Regions from separate parts of the Mus musculus genome. Here regions 1, 2, 4 and 5 are each linked to region 3. A link is a loop called in an ENCODE intact Hi-C map of the cell type or tissue named here. Cell type or tissue: gastrocnemius. All regions are shown on one strand. Region 1 overlaps Rtca (RNA 3'-terminal phosphate cyclase). Region 2 overlaps Gm40128 (a long non-coding RNA gene). Region 3 holds the start of Cdc14a (CDC14 cell division cycle 14A). Region 4 overlaps Cdc14a (CDC14 cell division cycle 14A). Region 5 holds the start of Sass6 (SAS-6 centriolar assembly protein).

What was found. Peaks named below come from ENCODE experiments on the same cell type or tissue, not always from the same donor. Only the 100,000 strongest peaks of a DNase experiment are listed, where the experiment ranks them.
Region 1: it touches region 3 in a loop (3-fold over the local background); 19 of 42 quality-filtered maps call a loop at or near these places.
Region 2: a loop joins it to region 3, with 3 times the contacts of the local background. A loop is called at or near these places in 2 of 42 quality-filtered maps.
Region 4: a loop joins it to region 3, with 5 times the contacts of the local background. A loop is called at or near these places in 15 of 42 quality-filtered maps.
Region 5: it touches region 3 in a loop (2.2-fold over the local background); 6 of 42 quality-filtered maps call a loop at or near these places.

Annotation. Positions count from the first base shown.
Region 1 is chr3:116,485,016-116,490,015 of GRCm38, reverse strand. Rtca (RNA 3'-terminal phosphate cyclase) reads left to right here. Exons shown (of 11, transcript NM_025517.3): 11 at 678-1,053. The coding sequence ends at 779. Among named protein-coding and RNA genes, the nearest start is that of Rtca, 21 kb to the left of the region's middle. In gastrocnemius, no CTCF peak of the experiment used is centred here; no DNase peak of the experiment used is centred here.
Region 2 is chr3:116,833,393-116,838,392 of GRCm38, reverse strand. Gm40128 (a long non-coding RNA gene) reads left to right here. Exons shown (of 3, transcript XR_867574.1): 2 at 1,382-1,683; 3 at 2,109-3,036. Among named protein-coding and RNA genes, the nearest start is that of Gm40128, 5.6 kb to the left of the region's middle. In gastrocnemius, a CTCF peak has its summit at 2,179 (motif pointing right); a DNase peak (open chromatin) is centred at 2,181; H3K4me3 peaks cover 568 bases; H3K27ac peaks cover 2,281 bases.
Region 3 is chr3:116,422,164-116,427,163 of GRCm38, reverse strand. Cdc14a (CDC14 cell division cycle 14A) reads left to right here and starts at 3,132. Exons shown (of 16, transcript NM_001080818.2): 1 at 3,132-3,727; 2 at 4,507-4,597. The coding sequence starts at 3,679. It overlaps Gm40125 (a long non-coding RNA gene), which reads right to left and starts at 2,913. Exons shown (of 3, transcript XR_867571.3): 1 at 2,481-2,913. In gastrocnemius, CTCF peaks have their summits at 2,002 and 4,317 (motif pointing left); DNase peaks (open chromatin) are centred at 3,085, 3,563, 3,888, 4,269 and 1 more place; H3K4me3 peaks cover 3,285 bases; H3K27ac peaks cover 3,393 bases.
Region 4 is chr3:116,339,090-116,344,089 of GRCm38, reverse strand. The region is part of intron 7 of Cdc14a (CDC14 cell division cycle 14A); the gene reads left to right. Among named protein-coding and RNA genes, the nearest start is that of Cdc14a, 82 kb to the left of the region's middle. In gastrocnemius, a CTCF peak has its summit at 2,893 (motif pointing left); a DNase peak (open chromatin) is centred at 2,907; H3K4me3 peaks cover 644 bases; H3K27ac peaks cover 1,630 bases.
Region 5 is chr3:116,591,810-116,596,809 of GRCm38, reverse strand. It overlaps Trmt13 (tRNA methyltransferase 13), which reads left to right. Exons shown (of 12, transcript NM_030016.3): 2 at 1,217-2,171; 3 at 4,300-4,346; 4 at 4,551-4,617. The coding sequence starts at 2,025. Sass6 (SAS-6 centriolar assembly protein) reads right to left here and starts at 1,852. Exons shown (of 17, transcript NM_028349.3): 1 at 1,632-1,852. The coding sequence starts at 1,696. In gastrocnemius, a CTCF peak has its summit at 2,342 (motif pointing left); DNase peaks (open chromatin) are centred at 1,868 and 2,181; H3K4me3 peaks cover 2,173 bases; H3K27ac peaks cover 1,729 bases.

The DNA.
Region 1 (5,000 bases), 63 kb before region 3:
CTTGAAATCCCTTTCTCAGAATCTTAAACCTATGTAGTTGTTTTGACTTAAATTATTTTGTTGAAAGGATCAGCCTTTGCCTTTAAAATGGCACTTCCAGAGCATCGACAAAGATCACATATTTCAGAGCTACTTTAGCTAATAAGTGAGAACTACAGTGTTAGGCTCGGTGCTGAAGGGCATTAGTCACCGCCACTCCTCCGCCCTACCTACCCTTTCTGAGCATGCTTCCTGAATTATGTATTTAGAGAATTAAATTGGCAGGAAAAATTTAATGAGAGCAAATAATGTCATACCTGACAGGTAAATGGTTCAGATACATGTTTTAGAAAAACAAAAGGGAAGAGAAATGATGCCTTTTCGCCAGCAACAGGCAATGCTTCAGAATCTACATCTGACTTGGCTGCACATGTCCCCTGTCCCACATGTCCCCTGCTCCCACATGTCCCCTGTCCCCAGTCAGTGGGCGTGGAGTGGAGCCTGATTCTCTGTCCTGACAAACTCCACAACAGTGATCCCAGCATGAAAGAAGGGTTGCATTTCTTCACGTATCTCTTGATTTTTATGTGTATACCTTTTTCAGATGGGTTTGATATTAACTCTGTCTCCTTAACTTCCATCCTAGGATCGCCCTCTGTCCTCTCATGTGTATTCACTTACTACTGTTCCATTTTCAGGCCAAATTTACCGTGAAGAAATCAGAAGAGGAAGAAGATGCCACTAAGGACACTTACGTCATCGAGTGTGAAGGAATTGGGATGGCAAATCCACACCTCTAGGGTGTTCACGTACGCTCTACCTCCTTGTTGCACTGACTTAGCCCATGCATGCTGCAACACAGTGAGTGAGACGTCAGCTACCACAGGACTTGAGTCTTTGGAGATGGAGGTTGGCACTGTCAGTTGCTGAGAATGCTCCATCATGTTAAGCTCGTGGGATATCTCCCCAGATATAGACAGTGAACGATCAAACGTAATGAATATGTGTAATAGTCAACTTCAATATTAACATCATACCCTAACGTTATAAATAAATTGTTGTTCATACCCTAAATATGAGCTGCTGCTTTTTTAATGTAATAAACTAAGCCAGGGACATAGATTTGATCTGTAATGTGTGTGTATTAGTATCCTTACCTGCAGGTTCCACTTTCTGTAGTTTGAGCTACCTAGAGTCAGCTGTGGTCCAGGAACATTGTCTAGAAAACTGGACATAAATAACTCATCAGTTTTTAATGCAGCTCCTTCCTGAGTAGCATGATGAGATCTCACACTTATCCTGTCCTGCCTGTGACATGAATCGTCTTTGTCCAGTATCAATAATATCTATGCTGCTTACTCGTCCATTATACACTTAGTAGCTGGCTGGTTATCTGATCATTAGTTGTAGTATTATGATGCTTGCATTCAGTTGACACTCACTATAATTAGTTAGGACTTTCTAGTGCTCAAGAGCAGTGGGACTAGCCATTCAGGCATGCATAAGGGACGTTCTTCCATTAAGGATCTTATAGTAACCCTGGCCGGTTTTGCCACATTCATCCCACACATGGCTGTCTTTGGACTACAGCATTCCAGAGTAGTCGAGGCCTTTAGTACAGAAACGCGCCTCCATTACGCTCTGCTGCTTCATAGCTAGCTACATCTAGGTTTACGTTGTTCCCTGATCCTGTAAGCAGCTGAGGTTATGGCTCGGGTGAACCTGGTCCGATGTTACAGTGTGCCGTGTATATCTGTGCTGTAGTTCATGTAGATGGAGATGAACATTGCAGGATATTTGATCACATTGCGAATTTCCAGATTGTGTTATTTACTGGAAAAATCTAGTTGTGCTGTGGCTCAGCCTAAGCACACTTTTAACCTAAGAGCTTTCTGCTGGAATACACAGAATTAAATCACCTCAACTGTAGGTCAAGAAGGGAAGCAAGCAGCCAGTTGACAGGGAGTGAGCATAGGCTTATTAAGAAAAAACAGAGTATTTCAGAGTAAAGCTTTGAGAATTATGGTGGCTTGGGGTCTCCTTCATGCTGGTGTGAGGATGTATCAGCAGTGTTGAGGGAAGCTGGGTGGAGACTGGGCGTCTGCGGGTGAGACAGAGCTCCACTATGTGTGGTGAGAGTATGGTTGGGCGTGGCACAGATGCCACTGTGGAGTCTCAGTTTTTCAAAGAAGGTACGACAACCACAAAGAAGCTGTGTTACTCCCACAAGGGACTTAATTTGCATTATCTAAAACAATTCAGCTTCTATTTTAATCCTAATTTTTATTTCCACATGCTCATAAAAGACCAACCAATACCAACAGTTCGGTGGACTTGACACTCGATACCGATCCTTAGCGTGATTACTTTAGGGTTGGTTTGGTTTGGTTTTTGAGACAGATTCATGTAATCCAGACTGGCCAGGCACTTCCTGTTTGTCCGAGGCTAGACTTGAACCTGCCTCTACTTCCCAAGTGTTGGTTTTACAGGTATCTACTAACAGCCTGGCTCTTTAAGAATATTCTTTAGGGTATATGCCCAGGAGTAGTATAGCTGGATCCTCCGGTAGTACCATGTCCAATTTTCTGAGGAACCTCCAGACTGATTTCCAGAGTGGTTTTACCAGCTTGCAATCCCATCAGCAATGGAGGAGTGTTCCTCTCTCTCCACATCCTCGCCAGCATCTGCTGTCACCTGAATTTTTGATCTTAGCCATTCTGACTGGTGTGAGGTGGAATCTCAGGGTTGTTTTGATTTGCATTTCCCTGATGACTAAGGATGTTGAACATTTCTTTAGGTGTTTCTCAGCCATTCGGTATTCCTCAGTTGAGAATTCTTTGTTTACCTCTGTATCTCATTTTTAAATAGGGTTATTTAAAAAAAAAAAAAAAAAAAAGAGCCGGGTGTGGTGGTGCACGCCTTTAATCCCAATACTTGGGAGGCAGAGGCAGGCAAATTTCTGAGTTCAGGGCCAGCCTGGTCTACAGAGTGAGTTCCAGGACAACCAGGGCTATACAGAGAAACTGTCTCCAAAAACCAACCAAACAAACAAACAAAAACAATGAGTTTATGAAATTCTTAGGCAAATGGATGGAGCTGGAGGATATAATCCTAAGTGAGGTAACCCAATCACAAAAGAACACAAATGGTATGCACTCACCGATAAGTGGATATTAGCCCAGAAATTCAGAATACCAAAAATAACAATTCACAAACGACATGAAACTTAAGAGGAAGGAAGACTTCTTGAAGTCAAGTCTTGGATACTTACTTCCTTCTTAGAAGGGGTAACAAAACACCCATGGAAGCAGTTACAGAGACAAAGTTTGGAGCAGAGTCTGAAGGAATGACCATCCAGAGACTTCCCCACTTGGGGATCCATCCCATATACAAGCACCAAACCCAAGACACTATTGTGGATGCCAACAAGTGCTTGCTAACAGGAACCTGATATAGCTGTCTCCTGAGAGGCTCTGCTAGTGCCTGATAAATACAGAAGTGGATGCTCACAGCCATCCATTGGATGGAGCACAGGGTCACCACTGAAGGAGCCAAAGAAAGTACCCAAGAAGTTGAAGGGGTTTGCAGCCCCCTAGGAGGAACAATAATGTGAACTAACCAGTACCCCCAGAGCTCCCAGGGACTAAACCACCAACCAAAGAGTACACATGGTGGGACCCATGGCTCCAGCTCCATAAGTAGCAGAGGATAACTTAGTTGGACATGAGTGGGAGGAGAGGCCTTTGGTCCTCTGAAGGTTCTATGACCCAGTGTAGGGGAATGCCAGGGCCAGGAGGTGGGAGTGGGTGGGTTGGTGAGCAGGGGGAGGGGGTAGAGGGTAGGGGAAGGGAATTTTTGCAGGGGAAACCAGGAAAGGGGATAACATTTAAAATGTAAATAAAGAAAATGTCCAATTAAAAGAATATTTTTAGGAGCTCTGATACAACTCATCAATGGATTGCTTTGTTTATCTCACACCCACAAACTGAAACTAATATTCTTTAAACTCATAACCTCACTTTTCACCAAGCCTTTGCTTTCTGTTTGCCTACATCAGGAGTTTAATTTAGAGAATTGGTTTCCAATTTTTTCTGCTTACATATTTCTTCCTCAAATTGATGGGCCTGAAAGCAGAAAGGGTCAGTGGGTTCTTAGCTTCTCTTCTCACAGCCTGCTCTTCTTCCTCTTTACAAATGAAGAATTCACAGGTTTCTGATTTCTTTTTTTTTTTTTCATTCTAATATTGCTATTATTTTATCTTGCATTCCCCTAGAGTGTAAGAAAATTGCCAGGGCACTAGATAAATAAAAATGCGATTTATTATTCTTTGAAAACCTACTCAAAGATACACATTTGTGTCTCCATATAATGAGCTTCAGTATTTACATAAGTCTTCATTAAGTGTTCACTGCAACCTTGCATTTTTAAATAAAGCCATTTCCCAAATAATATTTGGGAAAGCCTATTAGATTACTTATGTTTATTATTTGTGTGAATGTGCAAGTGAGTGCATGTGAGCATGTGTGTGTATGTGTGCGTGTGTGTGTGTATGTGTGCATGTGCGTGCGTGCGTGTGCGTGCATGTGTGTGTGTATGTGTGCATGTGCGTGTGTGTGCTTGTGTGTGTGTATGTGTGTGTGTATGTGTGCATGTGCGTGCGTGCGCTTGTGTGTGTGTATGTGTGTGTGTATGTGTGCATGTGCGTGCGTGTGTGTGCTTGTGTGTGTGCTTGTGTGTGTGTGTGTGTGTGTGTGTGTGTGTGTGTGTGTGTGCCAGCGCACTGGTGGAGACTGGAGGTTGACTTCAGATGACTTCCTCAGGAACTAGAGTTACAAGCACCTAACTCAGATCCTCTGGAAGAACAGGCTGTGCTCTTAACCTCTGAGCCATCTCTCCAGATCATCACACACAGCTTTTTACATTGGTCCTGAGATCTGAGTGTGGCTCCTGCTGTTTCCAGGGCAAGCGCTTTGCCCAGGGAGCCATGTCCCCAGCCCCAGTTGCTTAAGCTCTTTAGAAAA
Region 2 (5,000 bases), 410 kb before region 3:
AGGCTCTCCTTCTAGCTGCCTGAAGATAGTCTTCTCCTGAGAGCCTTCAGATCAAGATGGAGAACTCTCAGCTCTTTCTCTAGCACCATGCCTGCCTGGATGCTGCAGTGCTTCCTGCTAGGAAGATAATGGACTGAACCTCTGAACCTGTAACCCAGTCCCAGTAACAACCTTCATGAAAGTTGCCTTGGTCACAGTGTCTCTTCACATCAATGGAAACCTTAGCTAAGACATTTTGGTTTTATATTTTTCTGCTCTGTGAATTGTCTATTTCCCCAGGAATCATAAGTTTCTTGTAACTGTGAAAGGATTAAGGAGCCTGTTGCAACTTAAGATTGAAGCCATGGAAAGTCTAATAGCTCATACTGTGAAAGAACAAAGTTTGTCATTAAACCAGCTTTACCTTGAGTAGGTAAATTACATATGCAAGCCCCCTCAGGACTCTGGTAAGGAGCTGGGATAGCCCCTGACAGAGGACTCACCTTCAAGGAGCCAAAAGAGCAAGGTCCGTGCCAGACTCTTGGTGGGAGGGAAGAGCAGTTCTAAACCAAAGGTTATTTGTTGATTGTATTGATTTTCAAAAACTTAACTGTGCTGGTTAAATTTTGGTCAACTGAACACAGGTAGGGTTATCTGGGAAGAGGGAACCTCAACTCCAATTGCCTCCATCAGACTGTCCTGTGCACATGTCTGCAGGGAATTTTATTGATTAATAATGGATGTTGGAGGAATCAGATCACCATGGGCAGTGGTCCTGGGGTGTATAAGAAAGCAAGCTGAGAACCAGGCATGGTAGCCCATGCCTTTAATCCCAGCACTGCGGAGGTAAAGGCAGGCAGATCTCTGAGGTCTAGGCTGGCCTGGCCTACAGAGTGAGTTCCAGGACAGCCAGGGTAAAACAGAGAAACCTGTCTCAAACAAACAAACAAACAAACAAACAAACAAACAAAAAAGAAGGAAGGAAGGAAAGGAGGGAGGCAGGCAATCAAGCTGAGTGTACTACGCTGTCAGTGCTCCTCCCTGGTTTCTGCTTCAGTTCCTGCTTCTCCTCTTGCCCTGACTTCTCTTTACAGTGGACTGTGATAGAGACATTCGAGTCAAGCAAACCCTTTCTTCCCCTAGCTGCTTTTGATCCTGGTATTTATCACAGCACCAGACAGCAAACTAGAACACAGACTAGGATGTGTGATGCGGTCCCGCGGACAGGGAAGTCATAAGTAAAAACCAAAGAGCAGAGTTCTGTTTCTCTGTCGATAGCAAAGGTTCGCAGACACCCGCTGGTTAAAAAAAAAAAAAACAGCACACGTTTCTTCCCTAACAGAATCTAGGCACAGATTCATGCAGCCCTCTGGTTTTCACCTGCAATCCGGGTATTTTCCAGGGCTCGGATCTCAACTGGAGAGTGATCTGCCTCTGGGTTCATGTGATTGTTAGAGAAATACGACTGCGCTTGTCCTCCTGCACCAATGGCTCCATTTCTTGAAGGCTGACATCCATCACCACACTCAGCTCCTTTTCACAGCACTTCATAGTGTGGCTACGTAGTCACATATGCGAGCCCAGAAAGCGACTGAGACAGCCGGGACATTATACGTACACCACAGGACGAAATCATAGACATAACAAGCCATCCTGTCCGCTATGCCAATGGCAAACTAGTCGTGCGTGCCATCTACATTCAAGGTAAGGAGAAAAGGGCGATTCTCTGGAGGTTTCCATTCCCCAAGCTGATTCTTCAAAAGCTCTTAAAGGCAGGGGAGATCCAGTGTGGACTTAGTCCTGCTTCAGGATAGCATACCACCAAGGAGAAAAAGGCAGTGGATACGTGTGACCCTTAGAGCACAGGGAACCTAGAGGGATTTGGGGACAAGCTGAGGCAGAAGGACGCCTTAAATTCTTTGTATCTAGCCGGGCATGGTGGCGCACGCCTTTAATCCCAACACTTGGGAGGCAGAGGCAGGCGGATTTCTGAGTTCGTGGCCAGCCTGGTCTACAGAGTGAGTTCCAGGACAGCCAGGGCCACACAGAGAAACCCTGTCTCGAACACCCCCCCCCCTCCAAAAAAAAAAAAATTCTTTGTATCTGACCTATTCTTTCTTTGGGCATAGAACCACCTAATAAGGAAAACCCAAGACTGAAGTCAACACATGTAAATGTCCACACGGGGGCAGCAGACACCAGGACATTGTGTTCCGAATGCCTGACTCCGAGGAAGAACAAGTTCATTTCCTTTTATGGCAGCTCACGGCTCCCCCTGTCTGGTCCTTGAATGGCAAGGGAGGTGCTTGCTTGTTTTTTATTCCTCCATCCCCGTAAAGCTCCGTCCCTGATATGTCCCCAATAAAGACAAAGGGCTGTATCCTGCATAACCCGCAGAGCAACAGTGACTGGGGAGCAGCAATGAGGGCCCCCCTGAAACAGGGACTTAAGGAGACTTCCACAGTCCAAGAGCCCACATGTCTAAGTCACAACTGTATCGCAGTCGGTGTCGGGTAAAGCCCGTCTTGTTCAGAGTTGGTCCAGAATTCGTGCCCTCAGTGAAGAAGCTTCAGAAACTCGCTGGCTTCTACCCTGTGAAGATTCAGAAAGGCATCATCTAGGCAGCAGGAAATGAAGCCTCCTTAGACATCAAACCTTCAGTATCCTCGATCGTGGTTTACAACTGTAAGGCTTCGCAACTGTAAAGTACATAATAGCTGGCATTTTGTTATAGTGCTATGAACAGAGACAAAGGAAATTGTAGTGACACATTTTTTATGAAAACACCTCTTGCATTAAAAATAAACTAATTTCCCAGATCTTGCCACCATGTTAATAAGGTGCCTAGAGAGCATTCAAGACTGCATACTTAACCTGCTGTCCTACTATGCATTCAGCCTATTTACGTTTAACCTGCCTTTGAGAGAACAATATACCCAACCTCACTATATCTTGGATTGTACATGGAATCAGCTTTTACAGCCTAAGTTAAGTGATAGCTTTAACCCATTTATAAATGCTTATTTATTTTATGTTGTGATCAAGAATATCTTGCTTGCATGATTGTGTGTGCACTAGGTGCCCCGTCGACCCACAGAGAGCGTCAGACCTCATGAAACTGAAGTTACAGATGGCTGTTACCTGCCACATGGGTACTAGGAAATAAACCCAGGTCCTCTGCAAGAACAAGTATTCTTAACCATTGAGATGTCTCTCCAGCCCTACATAGCTTTAATCTTAAATTACAGACTTCCATGCCCCTGACGCAAAATTATATATGTATGCATGCATGCCTGTATGTGTGTATATATGCATGTATGTATATATGCATGATGTATGTGTGTGTTGTGGTAATCGCTTGCTGAAAATAGCAAACAAGTTGAAAGCAACATTAAAAAATATCAGCCGGGCGTGGTAGCACACGCCTTTAAACTCCAGCACTCGGGAGGCAGAGGCAGGCAGATTTCTGAGTTCGAGGCCAGCCTGGTCTACAAAGTGAGTTCCAGGACAGCCAGGGCTATACAGAGAAACCCCGTCTCGAAAAACAAAACCAAACCAAAACAAAAATATCCACCATAAATGTTGCAAACAACATGGAGAAAGCTTGATAATGTGTGTTTGTAGTTCTGTGGGTTTCTGGGTCAGTCGTGTCAGTAACATGACCTCTTCCCTTATAAAACTCTCCCGCTTACAGTCTGAGCAGTGTCTTCTGTTAGCTCTCCTAGAGTAAGCTCACCTTTGACTGTAGCAACAAACACACAAGAGAATTCTGCCCTCCCCCCAAGGAAAATTAAACTCTCCAGTGACTTGGTTTTGACAAAACCCTGAACTCTTTTGGGCGTCCCCAAAACAACGGCAAGCAGGTATGATGCCTGCTCGTTCTCTCTTTTCATTTTACTGAGTTTGCCCGAGAGACCAACCAGATGAGTCCTGTGGCGCAGTGGTCCGTGCCAGGAAACTGGGTAAGGTTGACTGGGTTCACAGACCCCAGGTCCCAGGGACCCATCTGAGGATGGTAGGCATGTCTCTGCTCCCTACCAAGATTCCTGGCCCAGAACATGTGACCCACAAAGGGACATGACCAGTGGTCATGTAGCCCAAAACAAAGATCTCCCCTTGCTAGTGAGGTATTTAGAGGCCCTGAGGGTTTAGCCAATAAGCTTCCCTTCCTGGACATTCCTTTCTGCAAACGGTATTTAATTTCTGGTCTACCCTGGGGAAGTGATAATGGACCCATTTTCCACAATGAACGGTCAGAAAATGGTATGGATAAGCATGAACCGCCACTTTCACCAAGAACTACCATGGGGAACATGGAGAAAGCCTTTGTCTACAGAGCCATGCTGCCTAAGTCTCCCTCAGAAGGCCCCTCAGGGTTCCTGGACTCATCATCGCTAAACTAAGCTAGAGTTCCCCTCCCCCCAACGCCACCAGGCTCATCCTCAGCCCACTGGCCCCCTTTGTTCCTGACTCTATGGTTTCTAGTGGTGACTGGATGTCCAGGAGTCAGGGAACCCCAGCGTCAGCCTAATTCTCTGTTATTTCTCACTGGGGCTGACTGGCGTAGGGTAAAAGCAGTCTAGTGTTTCCCTCTAGTTTCGCAGCCCCAAGCAGCATTCCCACACCCCAGTGTCAAGGCAGGATGCAGGACCACAGCCCTGCTGGAGAGGTTTGATAGATTCTCAGTCTGGGACATGTCTAGGGGGAGAAATGAGACAAAAGCAATGGGGCTGGAGTAGGGTCCAGCTTCAACAGACCCCTTTTCAGCAAACATGACTCCAGGGAAGTGAGACAGTGCATACTCAGGTGCAACTACTGCTGGTACGCCTGCTGCCGAGGAAGACTTAAGACAGGACTTAACCCACAAATAGACTGTAAACACAGATGAGAAACACAGAGAGAGACACACACAGAGCAGGGGAGGTATAGATAAACACATAGATAGACAGGTAGGTAGGTGGGTAGGTAGGTAGATAGATAGATAGATAGATAGATAGATAGATAGATAGATAGATAGATGG
Region 3 (5,000 bases):
AATGTGTTTTATGATGTCGTTCGGATCTTGGTGTGTATGTGCCATGTGTACAATGCTGTATATTTTTCTTGCAGAGTTTTTAATAGCATGACTTAGAGAGGTCCTAGTTTACTAATATTACTCACAGCACAGTATTAAAGAATTTTATCCTCTGTATGGAAGTGGCACACATCTTTAATCCCTGTACTCAGTAGGCAGAGGCAGGCAGATCCTCTGTGAGTTCCAGGCCAGCCTGGTCAACAGAGAGAGTTCAAGACCAGCCAGGGCGACAGGGAAACCCTGTCTCAAAAACCAAAAACTACAGAAGAAAGAATTATTATCAAAAATATATAGTAAATATGGTAAGGAAAAATAATTTTCCTTTAAATTTTGGCTTGAGACAGCATCTTATCTCACACTAATCCAGTTGGACCTCCAACTCATGAAGCACTCTCATGCTGGGACCATAGGCATGGGCCACAAACTCAGGGCCATTTTTACTTATTTTTACTTTAGTCTTATGTGTGTCTACATGAGAATGTACCACATGGGTATGGGTGCTATTTTGTCCAGTAGAGTGTTGGATGCTCTGGGGCTGTAGTTAATGGCAATTGTGAGCCTCTCAACACGGGTGCTTGAAGTGGAGCTTAATTTGGGTCGTCTGGAAGATCAGGAAGCCGCCTTAACTGCTGTGTCATCTCCCCAGCCCCCATTTTCATCTCTTTTAAAGAGTTTTGTTAGGTCACACTTCATTCCTCATGTCTAAAACCTCTAAGGAGAATTCTATGAAAGGCAATGTAGAACCCTTTTTGGGAATAGAATAGACCCCTGTTGTTACAGGAGCTATTCAATGAAATCTGCCCCCCTGAAAGTGTTTTATGGATCTCTCTCCTGAGACTACTTATGAACGTACAGTCATGTGATGGCCAGGCAGAGTGACACAGGCCTGGGTTCCTGGAAGGAGGATCAGGAGTTTATTGTCATCCTTCTTTACGTATGGAGTTCCAGGCCAGCCTGGGGTTATACCAGACCTACCTCAAAAAACCCAAAAACAGCCGCATTAGCCCGTGAGATGGCTCAGTGGGTAAAGATGCAGGCCACCAAACCTGAGAGCCTGTGTTGTAGCCCCTACACTGTGGGAGGAGCAAATGACTATGGCCACTCTAAATCAGCGCAAGCCACCACCTCTGGCTCCAACTTTTTACTGCAGTTGATAGTCAGATGAAAAACTATAAGACTTGTAAAGCGGCAGCTTTAGAAATGGGTTGAGTGGGCTTTACTGTTAGCTTTATAGACAAAGGGGCGAAGCCTACTGAGACTGACATGCTATGCTTTTCTACATATTTCATTAAAAAAAATCTCAATTACGTTTATTCCAACAAAATTGAAATTGTTCAACGTATTAAAACCAGGATTTGGGAGAATAAAGGTAACATTCAAGTTTTGAGAGGGTCTTTGTTCTTTTTCCTTCTTTTTTTTATTTTTTAGTTTTCAAGACAGGGTTTCTCTTCATAGCCCTGTCTGCCCTGGAACTCACTATGTAGACCAGGCTGGCCTTGAACTCATAGATTCACCTGCCTCTGCCTCCCAGGTGCTGTAATTAAAGATATATGCCACCAACCCCTGGCTATTTTAAAGTGTACTCCCCCTCCTCCTTCTCCCTTTTTCTTTTTGGGAGGTCTTTGCTTTCAGGACTCTTAGAATATGTAATACACTTCAAAAGGGTTCAAGGCTCATTACAACTTTCAGGACTTTTACAGTTGTAAAGTCTGTTTCTTTTTCGGGGTTAACTTTTGAATGTAAGGAGAGGGTGTCTTTTTAACTCCCTTACCAAGGATGTGTTTGGCTAGAATTACCGAGATGCTCTGAATAACTTTCCAGTATATCAAAGTAGTATCCACTTAGTTTTGTGCTTGTTTAGCTTTATGGAAAGCCGGCAGAGCAGAAGAATGGCCTAAGAATTGCCTCCCTGGAGTCAGTGTTCCAAGTTGCTTCAGCCGGCACTTTGCTCGAGCGCCCCCTCTCTCCCTAGAGGTCAACACGCAACTGCGAGCTTTCAAAGGCTTGCACAAATCCCCGTTTCAAGGAGAAACCACTCAGAGCGCATGCTCTGGTGATAGTGGTTCAGTAGCGCCATTTTCGTAAGGGAAGGGCTGGCCACTAGTTCCGTCCCTAGGGCTCCCAGCATTAAAGTTCTCCAAACTGGATCAAAACGTTGCCGAACAAGTCCGGGGCCTCCTGGAGAGGAGCCTTTGTACTCCTTTGCAACGCTCCAGCCAAGACTACAGAAATCTTCTGTTCATTTCTCTTGTGGACAAGAGATCCTTTTCCCTCTTCTCCCTTCGCCTAGGATAGCCTACAGTCCGAGACTAGAGCCTTACACTTCTGGTGTAATTTTGCGCTCACACCTGTGGCCAAAATGAAAGGACTTGGAGAACTGGACGGGAATTTTTTTCCCCCTTGAGAACAAAGCCTAGGTGAGAGCAGACTCTAGTACTTACAGGGCATCAGTCCGTGTACTCAGGAGCTAGGAGGTATCGCTTCTTTTGAAAATTGGTTATAAAGACACAGATCCGATAGTGGTGAGAATAGGGGTTGGTGGAAAGATAGCTAGCGGTACGACCCGACATGGAGAAGGTCTGAGGTTTTTCAATGTGTGTGTCTGCGCGCGCGTGCGTGTGTGTCTCTGTGTGTGTGTGTGTGTGTGTGCGCGCGCGCGAGTTTAGAAGAAACTGAGTGAAGCAGGAAAGAGCTTGAGAGACAAAAAAAAATCTGGTGTGGAAGAAGAGCTAGCCGGTGCAGACGTGGAGACAGCATCTCAGCCCGCCAGGCAGTCGCAGCTTCCTGGGAGGCATTCACTCCTCTCTACCCATCCTTTTTCATTCATAAGTTTGTGGCTCCGCCTGACATCCACCCCACCCCCACCCCACCCAGGCAGAGGGCCAAGTTTCCTGTGTAGCAATTGGTGAAAGGCAACAAAGCCTTAGCAACTGGCTCCTAGTGACCCGCGGGGCGCCTGGTAACTGGGGCCCGAGGCCGGCTCAGAGAAAGGAGCCGAGCTGTCCCTTTAAGGGATGGCCGCGGAGTGGTGAAAGTGGAGGGGGACGAGGGAGGGCGGGGAGGCAGGTCTGGGGGCGGACCTAAGAGGAGGAGGAGGAGGAGAGGGAGGAAGAGTTGCTGCTGAAAGGAGGTGGCGAAGGAGGAGTCTGAGCAGCTGCTACTAGCCCCGCGGACACCTCCGGAGTCCTGCCCGCTGCCGCACGAGTGGCCACGGGCGCGATCCGGGCCAAACGTCTTGTCCTCCATGATCACTTTGGGAGCCGGGGAAAGACTTTGCCCGGCCTTGGGAGCTGGTGTGCGCCGTCCAGGTTTGGTGGAGACGGTGCAGCGCGAGAAGGAGGAGCTGCAGCTCGAGAAGCAGCAGCAGCCGCCGCCGCCGCAGAGTCCGGATCACAGCGGTTACAGCCCGGGGCGTGTGCGTCCCGCGCCCAGCGGGTTCGGTTCCCCACGGAATGTCCCCGGGGCGCCCCACGCGCTGACCCTGCAGCTGCCTCCGCCTTGGGCGACTGCCTCCTCCCTCAGGCAGGCTCGGTGATTGGGACCGCGAGCTCCCAGCTCTTGGGCAGTGGGGAAGCCCCCGGGGGCGGGTGACCTCAGCTGGCCACGACCCAGCCCTCCCCCGTGCGGATCTCGCTTAAGATGGCAGCGGAGTCTGGGGAACTAATCGGGGCTTGCGAGTTCATGAAAGGTGAGGAGCAGCCACCCGGCATCCTCCGGCCCTTCCACGCCACTCCCCCCCCCCAACTCCTCACGGCTCACCCCTTTGTCCCAAGCCTCTATGCTGGGTTTCTTTTCGGGCCCTGTGTCCCTCAGTACTGCGGCTCGGCGCTCGGGCCCCTTCTCGCTACTCAACTCCCGGAGGACCCCCTGCTTCCGGCTTCTTTTTTCGCGTTCTCACTCCCTCTGCAGCTTCCTCGTACCCGGACAGTGCAGGCTTCTCTGCTTGGGATCCTCCTGCAAACCTATCTTGGTGGGGAGCCTGCTGGTTTTAATCCTCCATCCGCTAACTCTCTACTTCCTCGGTGGCTGGCCCGTGTTTTTGGGACACCCCCTACCCCCAACCACACCCCCCTATCTTTCCTTCCTTCCTCTTGAAGTCTGCTAAGCTGCAGCGGCAGAAGCTCGCCTCTTTTCCCATTCCACCGCAGCTGAGGTCTGAAGGTTTCCGAACCAAACTTGTGTCTCCAGTTTTGCGGGTACCCACAGCTCCTGTCTGCACCCGCCCGCACGCAACCAGGGGGTGAGGGAACTCAGAAGATGCTCTGCCCCCTGCTGGGTCTTCTAGCCTCTTAGCAAGATGTGCTTTTGGGGCTCTGTAGCTTTCTGGAAGATCCTGTTTCTCCAAGAATCCCACGTGTTAAAGGTCTTTAAACGATGTGTAGCAGTTATTAATCCTTTGTGCATGATCTGCACTCTCAGTCTCGCGTCCCTGCTTCTCATGTTCTGTCTTTTAAACTTGTCTTTCAGATCGATTATATTTTGCTACTTTAAGGAATAGACCAAAAAGCACAATAAATATCCACTATTTCTCCATCGACGAGGAGCTGGTCTATGAAAAGTAAGTCCCCCCCTACTTTTTTTTTTAGCACCCCCTGAACTAGTTAGTTTGTTGGTTCTTTGATAATCGGGTTCCTTCACTTTTCCCAAAGAGTTCCGAAGGTATTACTAGCTTTCTATAGCTTGGGGAGGGATGCACACTGTACGTAGTTTGGTCCTGTTAACACTGCAGTCCTTTTAGAACTTCACGATATTAATTCTTCCTCCTCCCACAGCACGTCTGGGTTCCTCACACTCCCCAGAGTAGCACCAGGCCGTCATACCTGGTGTCATCACCAGACCTGTAATTGGCCTGTGAATCAGTCACTAGGTATTTGTGGGAGCACCCACAGGGTAGAGGGCAGTCAGTGTGTGTGTGTGTGTATACTACAGGTGCCGAAGCTTCACAGTGCACAAGGCTTCTG
Region 4 (5,000 bases), 83 kb after region 3:
TAGGGGTGGGAGGTCTAGGCAGGTGCCAGCTGTACTTTTCCGTGCTCAGTGACTTGTGTAGCTGTTGTCTCTAGCAATGGGGCTTGGGCATCAGTTTGTGGAGAACGACTTACAGTCTTGGCCACAGTGTGGGTTGTTTGGGCGTTTTGGCCAACAACTCAACCAGATGTAACCCAATCCTGGTTTGGAAGTTTCATTTGGTGACAAGAAATGTGCAGTTGGGGCTCTGTCTCCCCATCATTTAGTGATCGCATCCAGATTGCCCTCAAATATGTATGGATTTTAGGAAGCTTTTCCTGTATTGGGTTTCCATACCACCCACCGAATGGCCCTTATTTTTAGCTGTATCTCCCCATGTCCCCCCTCCCTCTTTCCTTCCCCTCCCACTTGGTCCTCTGCTTCAGCCCCCCATCTCCCATCTGTGCATAACTATCTCTTGTATTTCCCTTTCCTAGGGAGATCTATCTGCCACCGTTCCCTTCCTCTAAATCTAACCTGCGTGGTCTATGGATTGTAGCTTGGTCATCACTGACTTAAGAGCTAATATTCACATATAAACAAAGACATGCCATATTTGCCTTCCTGAGTCTGGGTCACCTCACTCAGGATGATTTTTTTTTTCCTAGTTCAGTCCATTTGCCTGTGAATTTTATGATTTCATTTTTTAATGGCTGAGTAATACTCTATTGTGAAGATGGACCACCTTTTCTTTATCTGTCTGTCGAGGGACACCTGGGTGGTTTCCAGTTTCCAGCTGTTATGAACAGAGCAGCAATGACCACAGCTGAGTAAGTTCCCCTGTGGTAGGGTGGGGAGTTCTCTGGGTATATTCTCAGGAGTGGTACAGCTGGATTTTGAGGTATATCAGTTCTCATCTTCCTGAGGAACCACGGCACTGTGGCAGGACGCAGTTGCATCCACCATCAGTGGGTGAGGATGCCCTGATTCTACATCCTCGTCAGCATGAGCTGTCATTTGTTTTATTGATCTTACTCATAGACACTTCTTTGCTAAACTACACTTACTATATAGCATGGCTTAAGAATGCTAGGTACTTGGAAAGCCGAGGCAGGAGGATTGCCATGAATTCAAGGCTAGCTTGAGCTACAGAGACCCTGTCTCAAATAAAAACCAACCAACCAACCAACTAACCAACTGACCAACCAATCATCCAACCGACCAACCACACAAGCTTAATATCTGTGATATTAGTTTCTCCCACACTTTTTTGTTTGTGTGCAATGTGCCTGCATTCATTGTTTTGTATGTGTGGGGCACACATGTGTCTGTATGTATGGCGTGGATGTACACACATGTGCGTGTGGAGGCCTAAGGTTAATAAATTGTCTATCATCCGTCTACCTATTCATTAAGGAAGAGTGGGTCTCAGTCATATTCAGAGTTTATCAATATGGCCGGGCTTATTAGCCAGCCTGTTCTCGGAATTCCTTTGGAAGCTAGATTTACAAGCAGGCTGCCACACTCACCAGATTATGTGGCTTTCTGGGAATCTGATGCTGGTTCTTGTACTTGCATGGCGGGTACTCTAACTGCTGAGTCAGTCCCTTAAAGGAGGTTATGTGACCAGAATGCTACTTATAATGCTACAGAGGATGGGTCAGCAGGGTGTAACCACTTGCTTCTAGTCTAACGATTTCTTAAAGGTTTTGTCTGCTTTCACCTCCCATTCAGGAATCTAAAGAATGCCATGTATAAGCCAGGCGGTGGTGGCCCACGCCTTTAATCCCAGCACATGGGAGGCAGAGGCAGGCAGATTTCTGAGTTTGAGGCCAGACTGGTCTACAAAGTGAGTTCCAGGACAGCCAGGGCTATACAGAGAAACCCTGTCTCAAAAAAACAAAAAACAAAAAAACCAAAACCAAAAAAACAACAAAAAAAGAATGCCATGTATAATTAGTCATATGGATATTTTAAATATTCCACTAGGGACATTCAGAAATGATAGAAAGAAATGGTGAAGGTATTTTAAAAGATGTATTTCAATTAATTCATTATATCCCACATATTTCAACATATAGTTAAGACAGGGATTATTAATGGAGTAGTTTAGTTTACATTTAAAAAAAAAATCATGCCTTCAAAGTCCAGTGTGGCGTTTACACTCCAGCATACCTGAGTCTGGTCTGTTCATCCTGTAAGACACAGGAGCCATGGGTGGCCAGGGTAATGATTCCACAAAATAACAGGCTTGCCATGTACGGTCATGGTCCCCCAGAATGGCATGAAGCCTAAGTCAGTGCTCTATCCGCTCTGACTGCTCATGTGGGAGTACTTTCAAGATTGTCCAATTTAGGAGGTTTAGAGAAGGATGCCTCCGGAATTTGGATATTTCCATGTGACCAGCACATGGATTATTGACTTTAGGACTGAGAAATAGCATCAGACACAGGTCTTGAAAAACAAAAACAAAAACAAAAAAAACCCAAAAACCCAAAAACAAAACAAAACAAAACAAAACCAAAACACCTTCTAGAATATGGTTTCTCCAGTTCCCAAGTCAACCCGTCTGTCCTGTTGCTTAGACACACATTGCTCAGTCAGGATTCTACCAGTAATACTAGGCATATCCAGATCCAACCAACCAACCAATCCGCTCACCCACCCTAACAACTAACCAAAGTCACACGATCTGAAAGCGCCCCGTAGCAATCAGTGTCGAAACGTCTGTACTTTCCGACAGGGCTTGTAAGGTATTCCCAAAGAACCCGAGAACCAATACTACAACCACTCCTTTTGGAATCTAGCCAGGGATCAGTTCAGGAAAATAATATCGACCTTTTATCCTAGGGAGATATGTGAAAACAAGAGCCCTAGTGTTCAATTTACACCGTGATGGTATGTGCCTGTGTATATATGGGCAGCACGCCCTCTAGTGGTGAAGTGACTGCAAGACATCCTGCTTTGACGACCTTGGTGACGCTAGGTCCTCAATTTATAGCTCCCTCTGCTTTCCGCGAAGCGCGTTATTGCTTTATTTTGATGACTGGTCCATGAGCTGGTGACCTCACAGGAAAATGCAGAGCAGGGTCACCCACTAGCAGTACCTTGTTCTTGCTTGTGGCTGGGATTGATGGAGACGAAATGCAGAGAAAGGAGCTTGAGGGGTGATCTTTTGGGGGTCGGGAGGAGCGCTCATCTCTGTGGGTCACATTTATTACCTCGCTTAGTTTTTCAATTTCAAAAAGCTTCCTTAAGTAGCCTCCTGGGGATTCAGTAGAGTTCAAAGATCAACTTTAGAATGTAGCAACTACTTAGAAGGCTTCCTTTTAGCTACATGATGTCTGTCACCCCCCCCCCCCCCAGCTCCCAATAAGTAATAAGTCTAACCACTTTTGAGCGAATGCTGTCTGAGAAATAGCGCTGTCAGCAGGAGGGTATTTTTTTCAGATTGTCAATCTATTGTTGACTTGATTTTGTTTTCTCAAATGCTGGCTATCTGGGACACATCTTTGACCTTGGCAGGTGAGAGCCACACCCAGCTACATCTACCTGACCTCAGAGGAGAGGAGCTGCTGCTTTCGCAGGTGCAGGGGCACCGCACAGGGCTTCTTGTTTTTTACCTTGGTACTCAGAGAACAGGATCGTATTTGCTCAACACCTAGTAAACACAGTTCACACCCATCCATCGGCAGCTGGGGCCTCTGCTCGCCTCAGTTCCTGCCCAGGCAGCTCCATTCCGATCGCTCTGACTGGGAAACTTTGCTTTAAAAAAAAAAAAAATAATAATAATATAACGCTGGGACCAGGGAGATGGCTCAATCAGAAAAATGTTTGCCAAAGCAAGCATGAAGACCAGATTGTAGATTCCTTCAGCCTGTGCAAAAAAAGCTGTCATGGTGGCGAGCTGTCTGTAATCCTAGCACTTGGTGTGGAGGTGGGGGAGAGGGTTGGGATAGAGGCTTGGGCTGTTTGTGTGGTTCCCTGAGTCATTCTCAGCCCCATGTGGCTCACGCTGTGTTGCATTAGACACATCTGTGTCTTCCGTGTCCTCTCTGTGCTTGTGCGCAGAAACTGTCTTGCCTGCCCTTGCATGAATAAAGTAAGCCACTAGCAGAGTCTACTCAGCACAAGGAGTTAATCGGTGTGTAAGACGTGAAATATCTCACGGGTGAGCAGATGAGCATCAAATGCCGAGTGGTCTATTTTCAGTGGAAATTGACCAAAACTGTTTTTTTTTTTTTTTTTTAAATTTTGAGATTATAATTTAATTACAACATTTCTCATTTGCTTTCCCTCCCTTCCATATATCCCTCCTCATTCTCCTTCCAATTCATGGTCTCTTTAGTCATTGATCATTATTGGATGCATCTGTGTATATATATATCTGTGTGTATATATATATATATATATATATGTATGTATATGTGTGTGTATACACACACACACATTTCTAAATATAGTCTGCACAGTCCATATCATGCTACCTGTACGTATGTTCCCATACTGACCATTTTGCATTGGTGTGAAGAAGAGCCTCCCCTGGAGAAGAACACTTCTCCCATTCCAAGATTCTGTCGGTTGCCTCTAGTTCTCTGTGTAGACTTGAAGCCTCCTGGTGAATCCGTCCAGTTCGCTGTGCTCATTGACATTATACTTGTTCAGCTCATGCTTGGGCAGTCACGTTAGTGAGACCTTTCTGGTGGAGTTTCTGATATTGTTAGGAGACTTGATTTCACAGCTAACTCCCTAGGCTGAGACTTTTAATTAAAAACACGTTCTGATTTTGTAGTAACTCTCTGGGAACATATCCACGATGGGTTAGAATACTTTTTTAGAATATTTGTTTTTAAGAATACTTTCATTATCGGCTCATCCCTGCTGCAAGAATTTATAACTTAGGGAGAAAAAAATCAGTTTTTTGTGCAGCACAGATCACTGGTTGGTGGGTTTAAGATCAGGATTCGTATGTAATGCCAACTTGGTTTATGGTGTGACTTGAGACTGTCTCACCTGACCACGTCCTTCATTATATCAGGAAA
Region 5 (5,000 bases), 170 kb before region 3:
TTTTTTCCCAAGACAGGGTTTCTCTGTACAGCCCTGGCTGTCCTGGAACTCACTCTGTAGACCAGGCTGGCCTCGAAATCAGAAATCCGCCTGCCTCTGCCTCCCGAGTGCTGGGATCAAAGGCGTGCACCACCATGCCCGGCTGAGTAATTTTTAAAGTTGAAGTTGTGTTTTAACACGATTAACTGTGATTACAATTTAATGTGTCGAAGAAGAGTTCAGAGTGTCAGGCATGGAATCACAAGTAATGGCCCATATTGCCCAACAGAAACAAAATGGACACCACAAACTTGAGTCATGTGTGTCACTTTAAACTGTTTAGAAGTTACTTAAAAAAAATAACTCTCAAAGTAAAAATTAATTTGAATACATTTGACCCCAATATACCCTAAATAAAGCCGCAACAGATAATCAACATAAAATTGAGACTTTTTACATTTCTGTTACTAGCAGGTCTTCAAAATCTATGAATTTTATACTTACAGACATCAGTTTGGATTAGCCCGAATTCAATAACTACATGTCTATATATTAAACATCACAAAATAATCACCAATGAGAGGCTGGGGTGGGGTGGGGGTTACACATCAGTGGTAGAGCATGCTAAGTGAGGGCACCACTTCAACTGTCAAAATCAAACAAACAATAAGACAATTAAATAACCTACAGATTCCTATATACGGCTGATGTTTTAAGTCCATTTTTCTGACTGCTTTGCTGGTTGATTCTGGACCTAATTTTAAATCGCATACCACAGTTTAACAGTCCAGCGACTCAATACATCAGTGTCTTCTTTTTGTTTTTGTTGTTTTTTAATTCAACATTTTTTTCACCGTTTAGTTTCTACAAACATTTTCACACCTGGTCTTCATTGCAATCAAATGAACAGCTAGACATATTAAATCAATTTAGCAAATGAGAAAATGTAATGTTCACAGAAACTAACAACTAAAAAGTTATTAGTAAAAGAGGGAAAAATCAGATCGCCTGTGGTTAGTGTGGCAAGTTTGCATTCATCTGTGCGATAAGATACCCTAGTGTAAACTCTGTGAAGATCAAGGTATCCCCAGGGGTCCGACGAAGGGCTTTACGGGTTGACTTATGTTTTGAATGTACAGAATTCCTGATTTTTCCAGTTTTGGGAGTTGGTTAAATGATTGAAACTGACGTGCGGATGAACCGAAATATGTCACTGAACGTTTTGTTTTGTTTTTAGATGGAGTTCTAAAGCTTCACCCCCAGTGTTCTTCAAAGGAGAGCATGAGTGAAGGGCCGGGCGACCTGAATCCTAGTGCGGACAGCTCCCTGAAGTCACCGTGAAGCTTTTGTGGAAATGACAGGGAGAATCAGAGTTGCCACCCAGAAAGGACAGGCTGGGCTCTGTCCCGCTGAGGGCCAGAACACGGACGTGAAGGAGTCGGCTTGCCATTTCCTCATTCCCTTTCCTCGCGTCCCCTCCGCAACGGCCGGCCCGGCCACAAACAAAGGTATCCATTAAGTCCGCAGGGTCCCTTCCCGATTCCCGGTGTGACAGTCCGACACCCGCGGACCGACCGATCCCCACGGAACCCAGCCGCCATCTTCCCCATTGGCGCGACCCCAACCGCCACCCGCCGGCTCCGGGAGCTCACCTCTCCTCGCAGTCTTTGCATTTCACTAGCAAGGGAACAAGCTGCTGGAACAGAACTTGACTCATGTCGGACCGCTGCCCCGACGGGAGGGTGAAGAAGCCCAGTAGGCCCGGCCTTCGGTCCCGGCTGCAAAGAAGAGCCGGTCCCGATGAGTTTGAGTTTGGCGCTCAGCTCCCGCGGAGGAGGAGGGAAACGATAAACAGAGGGAACGAAGGAGCTTTGGACCTCGTCAGCCACCGTCACCTTTTTCCGGTTCGGGCACCGACCGAGCCGGGCTGATGCGTCATTTCCGTGGACCCACCCCCCTCAGGCGGCCACGTTTGTTAAGGGAAGTGGGACCAAAGGGGACTGACAACTTTGGGCTGAGCCAGGCTTTCAAAAGGACCCAGCGTTATGGAGGCTCCGGCGGCGACTTCGCCCTCGATCGGATTTCCCATCGACGGCAGATGCAACTACTTCGTAGAAAAGAAGAAGCGCTTCTGCAGGATGGTGGCGGCCGCGGGGAAAAGGTTCTGTGGCGAACACGCTGGCTCCGCCGAGGTCAGCTATCGCCCTCCCTTCCTGGGAGTCGCGGGTCTGTGGGTGCTGGACCCCAGTCTCGCCCCTTTGACAGGTTCCTGCTTCCGTCCCATGGATTTAAGTAAATGCAGTTCTGCCCACCGCTCGGAGCCGCGAGGAGCCCCCGAGGAGCATTGCTTTCTTGTACTAAAAGCTCCCTCTGCTGTCTCAGAGACCCTTACACTCATCCTTCCTTCCGCTAGTCCCCCATCCTCAGGGGAAGTGATTATTTTTATAAAGGAGTGCTTGAAAAAGATCACTAGGTTTTATTAACTGGGTTCTAATTAATTATAGTTATTGTTTTTGAACGATAACCACTTGTGAATGCATGGGGAAGAAACTTAGAAACAATTTTTGTTTGTTTGTTTAGACTTGTAGATTAGTAATTTGCCTGTTCTTTATACATTAGGAGCCACTAATACTTTTGCACTTACAACCAAAATGTCTTATGACATTAATGTCTGTTGAGAGACAAAAAAAAGAAAAAAACAAAACAAAACAAAACAAAAAACTTTGCTTTCAACTTTGAAGTTTGTTATTTTACGTTTATTTTTCCTTCTCCGTCCCAGAATAATAATTACAAGTTCATAAGGTGTTTTCCTGGAGAGTTAAGTCTAAAGTCACAGGAAGCCTCATTACCCTCTACACCAAAAAAGAAAACATTTTACTAACCTGCTATACACTGTTTCTAAACTCAAACAATAGATTTTAAAAATGTGTGTGTGTGTGTGTGTGTGTGTGTGTGTGTGTTCTGTGATTACGCTTTGAAAGTTAGAGTACTATTTCCCTTGAAAGACAACTTTCTGTTTTTGAGATGGGGATCTTGCTGAATTGCTCATATTGGTCTTGAACATCTGATCCCAGGAATTCTCCTGCCTTAGCCTCCCAACTAGCTGGTCTCCATCAAAGAATCACACTGGAATTTAATTTAAAAGTCTATACATGAAATAATGTTGTTTTTTTTAATACTGAAAATTCCTTAACTTTCTCTAAAATTCAGTGTGCGTATCTTCATGAACATTCTGAAATAAATTGAAATAAACAATTGAGAAAAATTAAGAGTAAATACTTGGTCAGCTTTGGCTGTAGGGCTAGTACTAAACGTTATTTTGCTTTTAAAAATTCAATTTTCACAAACCTTAGGAAGCAAGTCATACTATTATTCTACTTAATAATATAGTAAGTCTATACTTAATATAGAAAGTCTATACTATTATTTACATGAAGCAGTCAGGATTATAGAGTTAGCAGCTAATAGAAAGAGCTGAGAATCACACCTAACCACTGGCCTCTGGATTTAATAATTGGGCCATCCTGTTGCATCCAGGTTGATAGGATCTGTGGGGCAGACCTGCCAACATTGTTTCCCTTGCTTTTCTCCCAGTGCCTATAATTAAATGCATAAAACATAAAAGACTGTAACTAGCATTTAGAAAAGTTGCAAAGCTAGTGAATATGACCCATTCTAAATTGTTAAAGCCATGCCTTGTTGTTCCTGGCGTATTTTCTCCTGTACTCTATTCTGAGAGAGGGTCTGAGGGTCACCCTGGCTGGCCTTTGGCTCTGTCTGCCCTTCCTCTGGAGAGCTGATATTCAAAGCATGCTCCACCACGCCCATCATTTCCCCATATTTGAACACCTTTAGACAAATACGCATTTTAAAATCAATTTAAATGGGCAACACTTTTCAAAAAGAGCAAGGATGCAAGTAATGAGTATTTTAGTCAGCTCAATTTAGCCACTTATACCCAGTATATATTTATTTCAAAAGATCATTTTGTACATGATGAATATTGTTGTTAGTTAATCCAAAGTACATGGTTAACATCTTTTCTTAATGGTGCATACAATTACTGTACCCATTTTTAGGAGGTGTTATCTCTGATGCAAAATTACATTAGCAAGCCAAAACAGTACTTATTCATTCATACAGAAGCGAGCTACAATGAAGACTCTTATTATGCGGCATGACCTAATCTTGCTTATTTTTCATTGTATCCTTTAAGTTTTCTTACCTTATTTTAGGAATAGAAACACACTGTGGGTGTATCTAACATCTGAATGTAATAAACTTGACATTTAAATAAATGTATCCGTTTTAATTTATTAGGAAGAAAATACTCGGAAAAGAATCTTGTGTCCTTTAGATCCAAAACAGTTAAGTATAAGGTCAAATAAGTGGGTTTTTGTCATTTGGGGTGCGTGAGTGCATTAGTCTTTGTGTGTGTGTGTGTGTGTGTGTGTGTGTGTGTATGTGTGTGTGTTTGTATATATTTGTTTGTGTGATGTACTAGAAACGGTTAAGTTTCACAAGGTTCATTTACGATTTTTCTAACTCTTAAATTTTCTCTTTAAATTTAGCACAGTGTATGAAGACCAACTAGCAAAACATTTGAAAAAATGTAATTCAAGAGAGAAGCCTAAGCCTGTAAGTATTTGAAATGTATGTGTGATATCTGTATATAAATACTTAGTATTATAAGATGCAGATTGAATTTGGCAAATGTACTGTACTCACTTGATAGCTGTACTTTTCTTCCCTCCTCTTTTCTGTACTTGTGTTTTATCTGTTGGCTTGGTTAGATAGGAGGCAGGTTACACTGTGTAGCCCAGGCTAACCCCAAACTTGAGGCCGTCTTCCCTTAGCTTCTCTAGTACTAAGACTACTGGTGGGTGCCACCTTGACCAGCCCAGAATAATTATTTCATGTTTTCTTTTTGCTTGCTTTTGAGATAGGGTGCTGTGCTGCATTACTTAGGCTGCTCTTCAGCACAGCTCAAATGTTTCTTATGCTTTGCTTTCCAAATGCTT